2 separate regions of the Homo sapiens genome follow, and region 2 is linked to region 1. A link is an interaction called in ENCODE POLR2A ChIA-PET data of the cell type or tissue named here. Cell type or tissue: Panc1. All regions are shown on one strand. Links, peaks and the distances in the headings refer to the core of each region. The heading gives the core; the rest is flanking DNA.

What was found. Peaks named below come from ENCODE experiments on the same cell type or tissue, not always from the same donor. Only the 100,000 strongest peaks of a DNase experiment are listed, where the experiment ranks them.
Region 2: POLR2A ChIA-PET joins it to region 1 with 26 read pairs; 2 of 35 experiments call an interaction of 5 or more read pairs at or near these places.

Annotation. Positions count from the first base shown.
Region 1 is chr15:71,347,779-71,353,165 of GRCh38, forward strand. The region is part of intron 6 of THSD4 (thrombospondin type 1 domain containing 4); the gene reads left to right. Among named protein-coding and RNA genes, the nearest start is that of THSD4-AS1, 160 kb to the left of the region's middle. In Panc1, for the core only: no CTCF peak of the experiment used is centred there; no DNase peak of the experiment used is centred there.
Region 2 is chr15:72,745,658-72,751,044 of GRCh38, forward strand. No RefSeq gene overlaps it. Among named protein-coding and RNA genes, the nearest start is that of ADPGK-AS1, 34 kb to the right of the region's middle. In Panc1, for the core only: no CTCF peak of the experiment used is centred there; a DNase peak (open chromatin) is centred at 3,070.

The DNA of each region.
Region 1 (5,387 bases), core at 188-5,187:
CATTTCCATCATCACAGAAAGTTCTCTTGTTCTCCTAACTTAACATTGATCCTTCTCTGACTTCAACTTAATTTTTCAGTGTTCAGATGATCAGCCGGACCACCCAAACACTCAGCAGTCCTTCATGCTAACTAGCCCGTCTCCATACCCACATAATAACAATTTCAGTAATCTTACCCTCTGCATACTCATTCCCAATACCCATGGGTCTATCCCTGTTGCCCCAGACCATCCATAATACATGATCTGCAAAGGGAACAGAGTGTTTGAAACTGAGACTATTTTGTAAAATCTTGGACATGTAGTTGCGATAATATAAAATGAGAGTAGTTAAAATCTTGCTTTTCTGAGCTTTTGAAATGCTTGTTTTCAGGTCATCCCTGGGAATCTCAGTTCCAGGTTGTCTTTTCGGCTCCTCAATACCCAACCCTTTTGTAGAGCCTCCTCCTCCAGACCAGTGCTTTTCAAACTTTAATGTGCGGAAGAACCACTGAAAACTGTTGTTAGAATGCAGGTTCTGATTCAGTAGGTCCACATGAACCTGCGATTCTGCATTTTAATGAACCTCAATTGATGCTGTTGTTGCTGCTCTGAGGACCATGCCAACAGGCCCCGAATGTCTGCCATATGGAAGCTCAGAATTGTCAACACTCCCTCTGCTTTTCCTTTGTCTTCCCTCAGAACACCTGCTCACCATGACCTGTACATCCAGGTGAGTGTTGGTTTTCAACAGAGATACCTTGCGAGTCTGTGCTCTGGCAATGCCACCACTCCAGAAAACAGCTCAGAGCTTAGCTCTTAGTTGTGTTCAGAGCCCGATTGAGCTAAAGAAGGGACAACTCTCTGTTTTATAGTCACACCTAATCTAATGGCTGTTGTAGCCTTTGATTAAAACTTATGCTTCCCAATACAAATTGTTGCTCCAGATTTGGTCCCAAAGGATACGACTGTTAGCAAAAACCAAATTTACCTGCTAAAGGATGAGCTATTTAAAAGGAATGTGTCACTTGCTGTGTAACTGCATTCCAACAAGGAGTTACATAAATGTTTTGAGACAGCAGCATCTTTGGAGTAAGTGCCAAGCCTCCAGAGGAACCCTGGTAAAGGGAAGCAGTGGTCTCATTTGGATATGCAGGTTCTTGCATTTTTGTTATGAAATCTACTCTCCTTTGAAGTTACCTCTTGTATTGTAATCTCTATAGTAATCCATTCTGTATTTCAGACATAAATTCTCTTTTTCTGGGCCATCCTTCCTATCTGTGTTCACAAGTCCATGCCATCTGCCAACATTTTGCCACGTGGAGTGGTAGGAAAACCAGGACAGGAGCAAGCTGACCCAGCTTCAAATCCCATTTCAATTGTTAGCAGTGAGATCATAGGCAATTTCTTAACTTCTCTGACCTTCAGTATTCTAATTAAAAACAAGGCTACTCTGAGTTACAGGGATTAAAGTAGATATGTTGTATACAAAATGTAAATTGGATACAGAAGTGGCCAGCCCAGAAAAGCACCTAAAATTGTTGTTTCCCTTTCTTATTTTTTTCTCTTTAGTATTAATTACTTCTTTGCTTAATTCATTCCTTCTTCATTCACATGCGTACATTTGCACAATGTAGAAAACAAAGATGACACGAGCCTGTTCACTTCTCCACATGCCTGTCCATCTCCCCCTGCCCCTATCAACATGTCTTGAAGGTGTGGCCACTGGCCGTTTGCATCACCTTTCTGTCTACGTAGCACCTGTCAGTGACCCCTGACCCCAGAGCACCTGCCCTTAGCCTTGAGAAGCCTGTATTTTCCCTGCTGGGCTCACCTCTGGGAGGTAGCATTCCCATTGTCTCTTCACTGGATGGCACTCTCACAGGTTAAAAGTGGGCCACACCCAGCAGTAGCCAAAGACCACTGTAGGAAGAACAAGATTGCTGAGTTAGTTTTTGATTTTCTTTTGCTTTCACATGTTTTGGAGAAATGGGATGAGGCTGCATGTGCTTAGGTTTGAGTTTGGGATGGGATAGGGGTCCTTACTCTTAGAGGCAGCAGGGGTTTGTAAGGGTAACAGAGATTCAGTGTGGGCCCAGGGAAGGGGGAGCTGAAACACAGCTGGTCTCAGGAAGGAGGTGGAGGGCGAAAGGGAAAGACGGGGATGGTCCATTTCAGCAGAAGCAAAGGTTTCCAGTCCATTAATTTTAACGTAATGCAAATCGGTTTATGGAAGTGCTGACATGCCGTTATTTAAAAAGCATGAGTAGCATGATAATTAAATCTCCATCTATATTTTATTCTAGCACATTTATAGTGTATCCTTGCCCAGCTGGGGAGATAGATTTCCAGCCTTATAATAATTATATAAACTGCAAATTACTAAAAAAAAAAAAAAAAAAAATGAACATTGATGCCAAAAACAAGGTGGGATATATTAATGTAAACTTCATTAAGTTGAACTCAGCTTTGTCCTTGAGTTTGACCACATTTACTCACTAAAAATATCTCAAAGTTATGCTTTTCAGCATATAACAAGAAAGGATATGGTGTCTGTTTAATGTTCGTTTTTGGCACCTTCACTTTGAAGCAGACATTCTTGGTGGGGAGCCCTAGAATTTAGTCATTCCCTGCCAAGCAGAGAAGTGGAACAGGAATGAACCCTTTACTGGGAATCAGGACCCCTGAGTTCTGCACCTGGGGCTGCCAGTGACCGCTTAAGTGACCTCCCCTCTGGCTCTCTGGCACATAAGGAACCAAGGTGTTGCAACTCCTAAAAGTGACTATTTTTTGACTTGAATTTTTATTTTTCTTCTTCATTGCTTAAAATAAAAATCTCCCAACATAGCCCTTTACAAAACTCTGAAGTTTAGTTTCCTTAATTTGAAAGAAATTCAGCTAGAAAGAATGGCCAACAAGCTTGAGCTGTCCATGGAAGTTTAGGAGGATGGTGCAGGGATGAGGAGGGGAGGTGAGCTGAGGCCTTGGGGGAGGGCACATGGAAAAATAACAGAGCTGGGAACAAGGATGTGCCATTACCAGATTCAGGGCGTCTCCTGTGTGCAAGTGTATCATTCCAGGCAAACCACGTGGCCACACTTTTGTATTAAGCTTGTTGGTAACTCTCCTAAGAAACCCCACTGGCGGTGGCTGTTTTATTACCTTTAAGCTGACCTGATACATGAGACCACTCAGGTCCCTGTGTTCAAGGTGCATAGTCAGACAAGTTTGTCACCACGCTGTGGTGGGAACAGCTTTGTACCGGTTGGGGTACCGATGACCTCTGCTTGGGAAGTGCTTTCTAAGGCCAGCTGTGGTCCTGGGGTATCAGGTCAATGGCTGGGGAACTGCCCTGAGGAGTAGCAGAAGTCCATCTGCATTCTGTGGGAAAACAGCCTCTGCAGCACAATTGAACGTTGCATGGTAAATCAATCACAGGCCATGAGCACTGCAAGAGGTTTTAGAGATCATCTGGTGCAAGCCTGTCTTTTATACAGCAGAAGCCCAAACCTAGCTAGTGAGGAGCAGGACCAATCTGATACCTGGTGCTGAGCTGAGCTTTCTGCATTTCCCACCATAATACATCATATATCATGATTGCAAAGGGAAAAGAAAAATCCCTTCTTTAGGGAAACTATACATACATAAAACAGACATGTACTATAGACCCTTAACCAACATTGCTTCTGTTGATTGATTTTACTCTGGTTTTTCCTCTCAAATTATGGATTTCATCAGGCCTTCCACCTTGCTGCATCTCCTAGCCATCTGCTCTTGAGTTTCTCCTGGTACACAAACTAAGCAAATCTTTTATAACTTCAAAATATCAAAATGCTTCTCACATGTGCTCTTTGCTCACATCATCTGTGGCAAGGCTTACAAGCTCTAGGACACAGCGATCTCCAATGTCTTATTGAGACTGTCACCAGTGAGTGGAGATGGTGTTCGCGTGGCCTCTCTGCTGGGCTGGTGATGGTTCTCTATGGCCAGATTGGACTTGAAAACAACATGGAAACAAGTTTCCTTTCTGCAACACTTCTCCCAACTTGGTCCATGCCTTTGCTTTTTATCTCCCTACTCCCTTCCAGGGGCCATATAGATTCAGAAGTCAATTACCAAATAATGGTAATGTGTTTACCCTTCTCTGCATTTAGGAAACCCACTACCTTCTGTCATTTGGCTTTACCATGCACACTTTGCCTGCCCTGGTTCTTTTCAACACTCCTTGATACACTTGTGTAAAAGCCCCTCTGAAGAACCATGTCAACCCTGTACTCTCACATCTGTCCTTTTTGGCTTCCAAAGTGAGCCTTTTAATTAAACAAAAGAAAAGACTGCCATGTCCATTTATTTTTGGCAGATTCGTGATTCCATCAGAGTTGATGCTTTCCTGTCCTCTTTGTCCTCTTTGTCTTTTAACATCCTTTCCCAACCAGGAACATGCTGAATGTTCATTTGGAAAGACTGAAGCTTCCAGGACCGTCACTTCTGGTGTCACTATTACGTGCAGCCCTCAGCCAGGTTAAGGTTTGATGATGGATCCACAAAGCAAACTTCTGGCTGAAGACACATGGCCGGAGTTTATCCAAAGCCCTGACGGTTGCCAGCCATTCTTCCTGAGAAGCAGACATGTTTGTTTCCCTTGCCAACAACTTTGTATGGAGATAAATTACAGGATGTTTCCCACGGTCATGGCCCCATAACCAAGTAGCAGGCATTACTGTGTATGCTGGAGCTGTTATGAGTGGAGTTAAAAAGTATGGGTCTTTAAAAACCAGGTAAATTTTACTAAAGCTTATAGACACCCTAGGACTTAGAAAGGATTGGCTGATATAGTTGAGTTCATTTCAAATTTTAATTTTATTGAGAGCCTATGTGGTCAGTTAGGGATACAAATTTTGGACATACAGGTCCCGTTCTCAAAGAGCTCAGAGATACCAGGGGAAAAGAAATGAATAATTGTAACACAGTGTCCTGTGTGCTATGATTGAGGCTTATCCATATTGCTTTTATGAGCCCTGATGAAAGAAAAATGAATTCCAGCCAGAGTATTGGGAGGGGATAGAGGAAAGCTTAACATTTAAGCTGAGTCCTAATGGAATTGTCCATAGGGACGGGACATGGGTGGAAGGACATTCTAGGAGAAGGGAGCATCGTGAGCAATGGCTCACAAGCCCAAACGTTCTGGGAAATGCTGCGTCATCCTTGAGACTGGTCCAGAGGTTGGGTAGGTGGGACGATTGGGAGAGGAGGCTATAAAGGCTTTCCAAGGACCTTGCAGGCGATAACTCACATTCATTCAACACTATCTCATGTACCAGACACTTTTCTGAGCACTCTATACATGAGGCTTCATGTAGTGATCATGCATCCCAGTCAGACTCTTCTGACATCAACAGACATTGACA
Region 2 (5,387 bases), core at 196-5,195, 1.4 Mb after region 1:
TGGACTGTTCATTTATCGATGTTGGGAATGCAAAATAGTATAACCACTTTGGAAGACAGTTTGGCAGCTTCTTACAAAACTAAACATACTTTTAATGTTAGAACTCAGCAATCACACTCCTATTTACCCAAAGGAGTTAGAAATATATGTCCACACAAAAACCTGCACATGGATGTTTACAGCAGCTTTATTCACAGTTGCCAAAACCTGGAGGCAACCAAAATGTCCTTCAATAGGTGAATAAATGAATAAACTGTGGTACATCCAGATAAAAGACTACTACTCAATTCTAAAAAGAAATGAGCTATGAAAAGACATGTAGGAAACTGAAGTGCGTATTACTATAGAAAGGAACCAATTTGAAATGGCTGCATCCCACATGATTCCAACAATATGGCCTTCTGGAAAAGGCAAAACTATAAGACAGCAAACGGATCAGTGGTTGCCAGGCATTAGTGGGGAGGGAAGGATGAACAGAGCACAGAGGGTTGTTAGGGCAGTGAAATTACCCTGTGTGATACCATAGTGGTGGATGCATGTTGTTATATTAATATATTTGTCCAGGCCAGGTGTGGTGGCTCATGCCTGTAATCCCAGCACTTTGGGAGGCTGAGGTGGGCAGATCACCTGAGGTCAGGAGTTTCAGACCAGCCGGGCCAACCTGGCAAAACCCCGTCTCTACTAAAAATACAAAAATTAGCCGGGCATGGTGGCGCACACCTGTAATTCCAGTTACTCAGGAGGCTGAGGCAGGAGAATGGCTTGAACCCAGGAGGTGGAAGTTGCAGTGAGTCAAGATTGTGCCACTGTGCTCCAGCCTGGGTGACAGAGTGAGACTCTGTCCAAAGCCACAGAATGTACAAGACTGAAGCCAAAAGTAAATTATGGACTTTGGGTGATAAAGATGTGTCCGTATATATACATCAGTTGTAACAAATGTGGGAGATGTTTGCTTTACATGTTCTTGTGGGAGATGTTGATAGGGAGGGAAGAGGCTATGCATGTGTTGGGGCAGCTGGTATATGGCAAGTGTCTGTATTTCCTCAATTTCCTATGAACCTAAAACTTCAATACCCTTCTCAGCCCCTGAGAAAGTAAAAACAAAACAAAATCATAAAAATTCTCAGCAAATAAAGAATAGATGGGAACATCTTCAACCTGATGAAGGGCATCCATGAGAAAAAAAATGCAATGGATATCATATTTAGTGAAATATTGACTACTTTGCCCCTAAGATCAGGACCAAGGCAAAGATGTTTGCTCTTACCACTTCTATTCAGCCTTATACTGGACTAGAGTTCTGGCCAGTGCAATAAGGCAAGAAATAAAAAGGCATAAAGACTAGAAAGGAAGAAATAAAACTCTTTACAGATGACATGATTATGTGGAAGATCCTAAGGAATCCTAAAAATAAATTATTAAAATAAAAGTGACTACACCCAAGTGGATTTGGCAGGGTCACAAGATACAGTCAATGTACAAAAATCAATTGTATTTTTATATACAAGGAACAATTTTGAAAATAAAAAAAATCACAAAAGTGTCAAATACTATTGATACGAAATACTTAGGAATTTAACAGACTACACGTTAAGACCTCTACTCTGAAAACGGCAAAAGCACTGGTGTGAAACAGAAGGCCATTATAGAAATATATATCATGTTCATGCATTGTACGACTAAATACTGTTAAGATAAAAATTCTTCCGAAATTCATCTATAGATCCTATCATAATCCCAGCAGGTTTTGGGGTAGAAATTGACTTGACAAGCTGGCTCTAAAATGTTATGGAAACACAAAGGACCAAGAACATGTAAAGCAATCATGGAAAAAAACCAAAATTGGAAGACTTACACTGCCTTACTTCAAGACTTACTATAATAGTGCTCATGTAGCACTGGCATAAAGATAGACAAATAGAGCAATAAAACAGAAGTGAGTGCATACATAGACCTTACAGTTATACAGTCATTTGATTTTTGATAAAGGTACCAAAGCAATGCAATGGGAAAAGTCTTTTCAACCAATGTTACTGGAACGACTGGATAGCTGTATGGAAAAGCAATCTAGGGGCAGGGGTTGGGGAGATGTACAACACGGTGACTCTACTTAATGTATTATTGAAAATTTCCTAGTATATAAAAATACAATACAAAAGAATTTAAAGAAGAAAAAGTTATTGAAAATTGCCAACAGAAGATTTCAAGTGTTCTCACCACAAAAAACTGAGACAATGCATAATTAGCTCAATATAGCTATATACCTACAGCTAATGTAAAGGTAATATATACATATTTCAAAACATGCTGTACATGATAAAAACTTACACATTTTATATACAAAGTGAGACTATATTTGTGACATGGGCATGGTCCAATATTTCTTTGGGCATAGAGAACATTAAGACATTAAGAAAAAGGATATCAAACCACAGACTTGGAGAAAGTACAAAACATATCTGACAAAGGACTTGTATCCAAACATTTTGGATGCAACTCTTATTACTCAAAAAAACCTAACAACCCAAACAACATACACAAAGCAAACAACTCAACTGGGGGAGAAAAAGGCAAAAGATTTGGACACTTCACAAAGAAAGATATATGAATAGTCAATAAAGCACATGAAAAAGTGCTCATATGTCATTAGGGAAATACAAATTGAATCCATGCTGAAATACCACTGTATACCTGTCAAAATGGGTAAAATTAAACATTGACAACTCCAGATGGTTGTGGGGAAGAAAAGCAACCACAACTGTCATATGCTGTTTTAGGGAGTGTAAATGGTCCAACCATTTTAGAAAAAAGGCCTTTCACCCAGCAATTTCCCTCCTATAGGCCTTTACCCAAGAGAAATGACAGTACGTCTACACAAACACTTGTTGACAGCAGCTTTATTCATAATAATTCCAAAGTGGAATGCTCTGTACTCACAGTGGAGTACTATCTAGCTATAAAAAGCAACCAACTACATGCAACATGGATTACTCTAAAAAATACTATGCTAAATGGAAGAAGCTCTATACAAAGGACTAAATACTGAATGGCTCCATTTTTAAGTTGCATTCTGAAAACAGGCAAAACTGATTTCTGGTGGAAAATAACTGGTTGTTCTGGGGCTTGAGGTATGCGGTGGGGATGACTTGGAAGTGGCATGAAGGAACTATCTAGGGTGATGGAGACTTTTCATTTTTGCTGCTCCTTGCAGATCAAGACTAACTCAGACAATGTGCTTGGGGCTGTCCATTCTGAATCTTTTTTTTTTTTTTTTTTTTTTGAGACAGAGTTGGCTGTGCTGCCCAGGCAGAAGTGCATGATCTTGGCTCACTCCAACCTCTGCCCCATGGGCTCAAGCAGTTCTCTTGTCTCAGCCTCCCCAGTAGCTGGGATTACAGGCACCCACCACCACACCCAGCTAATTTTTGTATTTTTAGTAGAGACCGCGCCTGACCGTTACCTGGCCAACATGGTAAAACCCCATCTCTACAAAAAATACAAAAATTAGCCAGGTCTAGTGGCAGGCACCTGTAATCCCAGCTACTAGGGCGGCTGAGGCAGGAGAATCGCTTGAACCTGGGAGGTGGAATTTACAGTGAGCCGAGACTGAGCCACTGCACTCCAGCCTGGGTGACAGAGCGAAACTCTGTCTCAAAAACAAAAAGGCCAGGTGTGGTGGCTCATGCCTGTAATCCCAGCACTTTGGGAGGCCGAGGCGGCTGGATCACCTGAGGTCAGGAGTTCAAGACCAGTCTGGGTAACCTGGTGAAACCCCATCTCTATTAATAATACAAAAAACTTAGCTGGGCGTGGTGGCAGGTGCCTGTAATCCCAGCTACTCCGGAGGCTGAGGCAGTTGAATCACTTGAACCCAGGAGGTGGAGGTTGCAATGAGCTGGGATTACACCATTGTACTCCAGCCTGGGCGACAGAGCGAGACTCTGTCTCAAAAACAAAAACACAAAAACAAATTTACCAAATGGCACACTTAAAATTTGTGCAGTTTCACTATATAAACATTTTCACCTTTAAAAAAAAAAAGACCAGAAAACAAAATGTTAAATTATTACAAGTAGCTTTTCAGTGATTTAAAATAGTTCTAAAGAGACCCAAGAAATTGTCTGTTCAGCTTGGTTATAACTGACAATTATTTAGCTCTTAAGTATGTGCCCCATACTGTGCTAAATATTCCACATGGCAGTCTCCTGTAATCAACAGCCCTATGAAGGTAGGTACCGCCATTAACCCCATTTTACAGATAAGCAAAGTAAGGCTCAGTAAGGGTAACTTGTCCAACATCATTCAATACTCACCACCTCAAAACCTTTTGTACAATTTGGATTTCTTCTCAAACTTGCCAGGAGAGAATACAATGCAAACTGTACCTGCATAAGATGACGGATTTTTGGCTGTACTCTTACTTCTTGGTAGTGCTTTGTATGCTGCAGCTTTTCTTTTCCCTGAAACTAAAATCAGTTTCAAATGAAAGCCAGAGGGAGTGTACCAACACTTTTCAGGAAGACTCACCCTTCACCAGGCATCCTTTTTAGGCCAATGGATTTTCAAAGATTTCTTCATATAAAATCATATGTAAAATACCTTTGTAAAACACCAAAGGGTTGAGAAACCTGAAGCCCCCACCTGTTCAGCTTATCCTACCCTTCCAACTCACCTCTGCATAATCTGTCTTGTGTGATAAATACCCATCACTTCTATTGCTTAGCTGCTTCACAAAAAAGATGGACATTCTGCAGGGCGATGTATGTATGTTTAAATCTATATACACTTAGACAGTCAATGACATTTTATAAAACAATGCTTACTTATACTTACCCTTATAATGTATGATGTTTTTATACTTTTTGTGATAACCACCAAATGGATTTAGTAGCTATTAGTTCAAGATCCATTATTTGAAAAACACTGCTCTAGGGTATGTGTAGTCTATACTCCCTGAACTAGTCTTTACTGGCATCACCAATCAAAAAATGGAGAACGAGTTAAGAATACACACTCAGGACCAGGGGCTTAGTCAACTTAGACATTAGAAAAGATCATGTGAACACTTCAGGACTCCTAATAAAGTCTTCTTAGGTTTAGAATATAAATATTTCAATTCTTGAGAAAACAAAAATTTCATGTGAGCCTTTCTAATAAAAATAGGCTAGAAGGTTGGTGGTTATTTTTAACTTATCTGGGAAACAGAAGGAAGAGGTAGCAGCCAGAGATTTCCTTAATTTAAGCCTAGAATGCAGCTTTGAGTTACAAGCTGCATTCTAGGCTTAAATTTACTTTGAAGGAGTAATCAAGCTTTCTTATCCAAAGCAGGGAAAGGGAGGTCATAAATGAAGAGCTTGAGGTAGCTTTGAGATTCCAGAAGCTGCTGT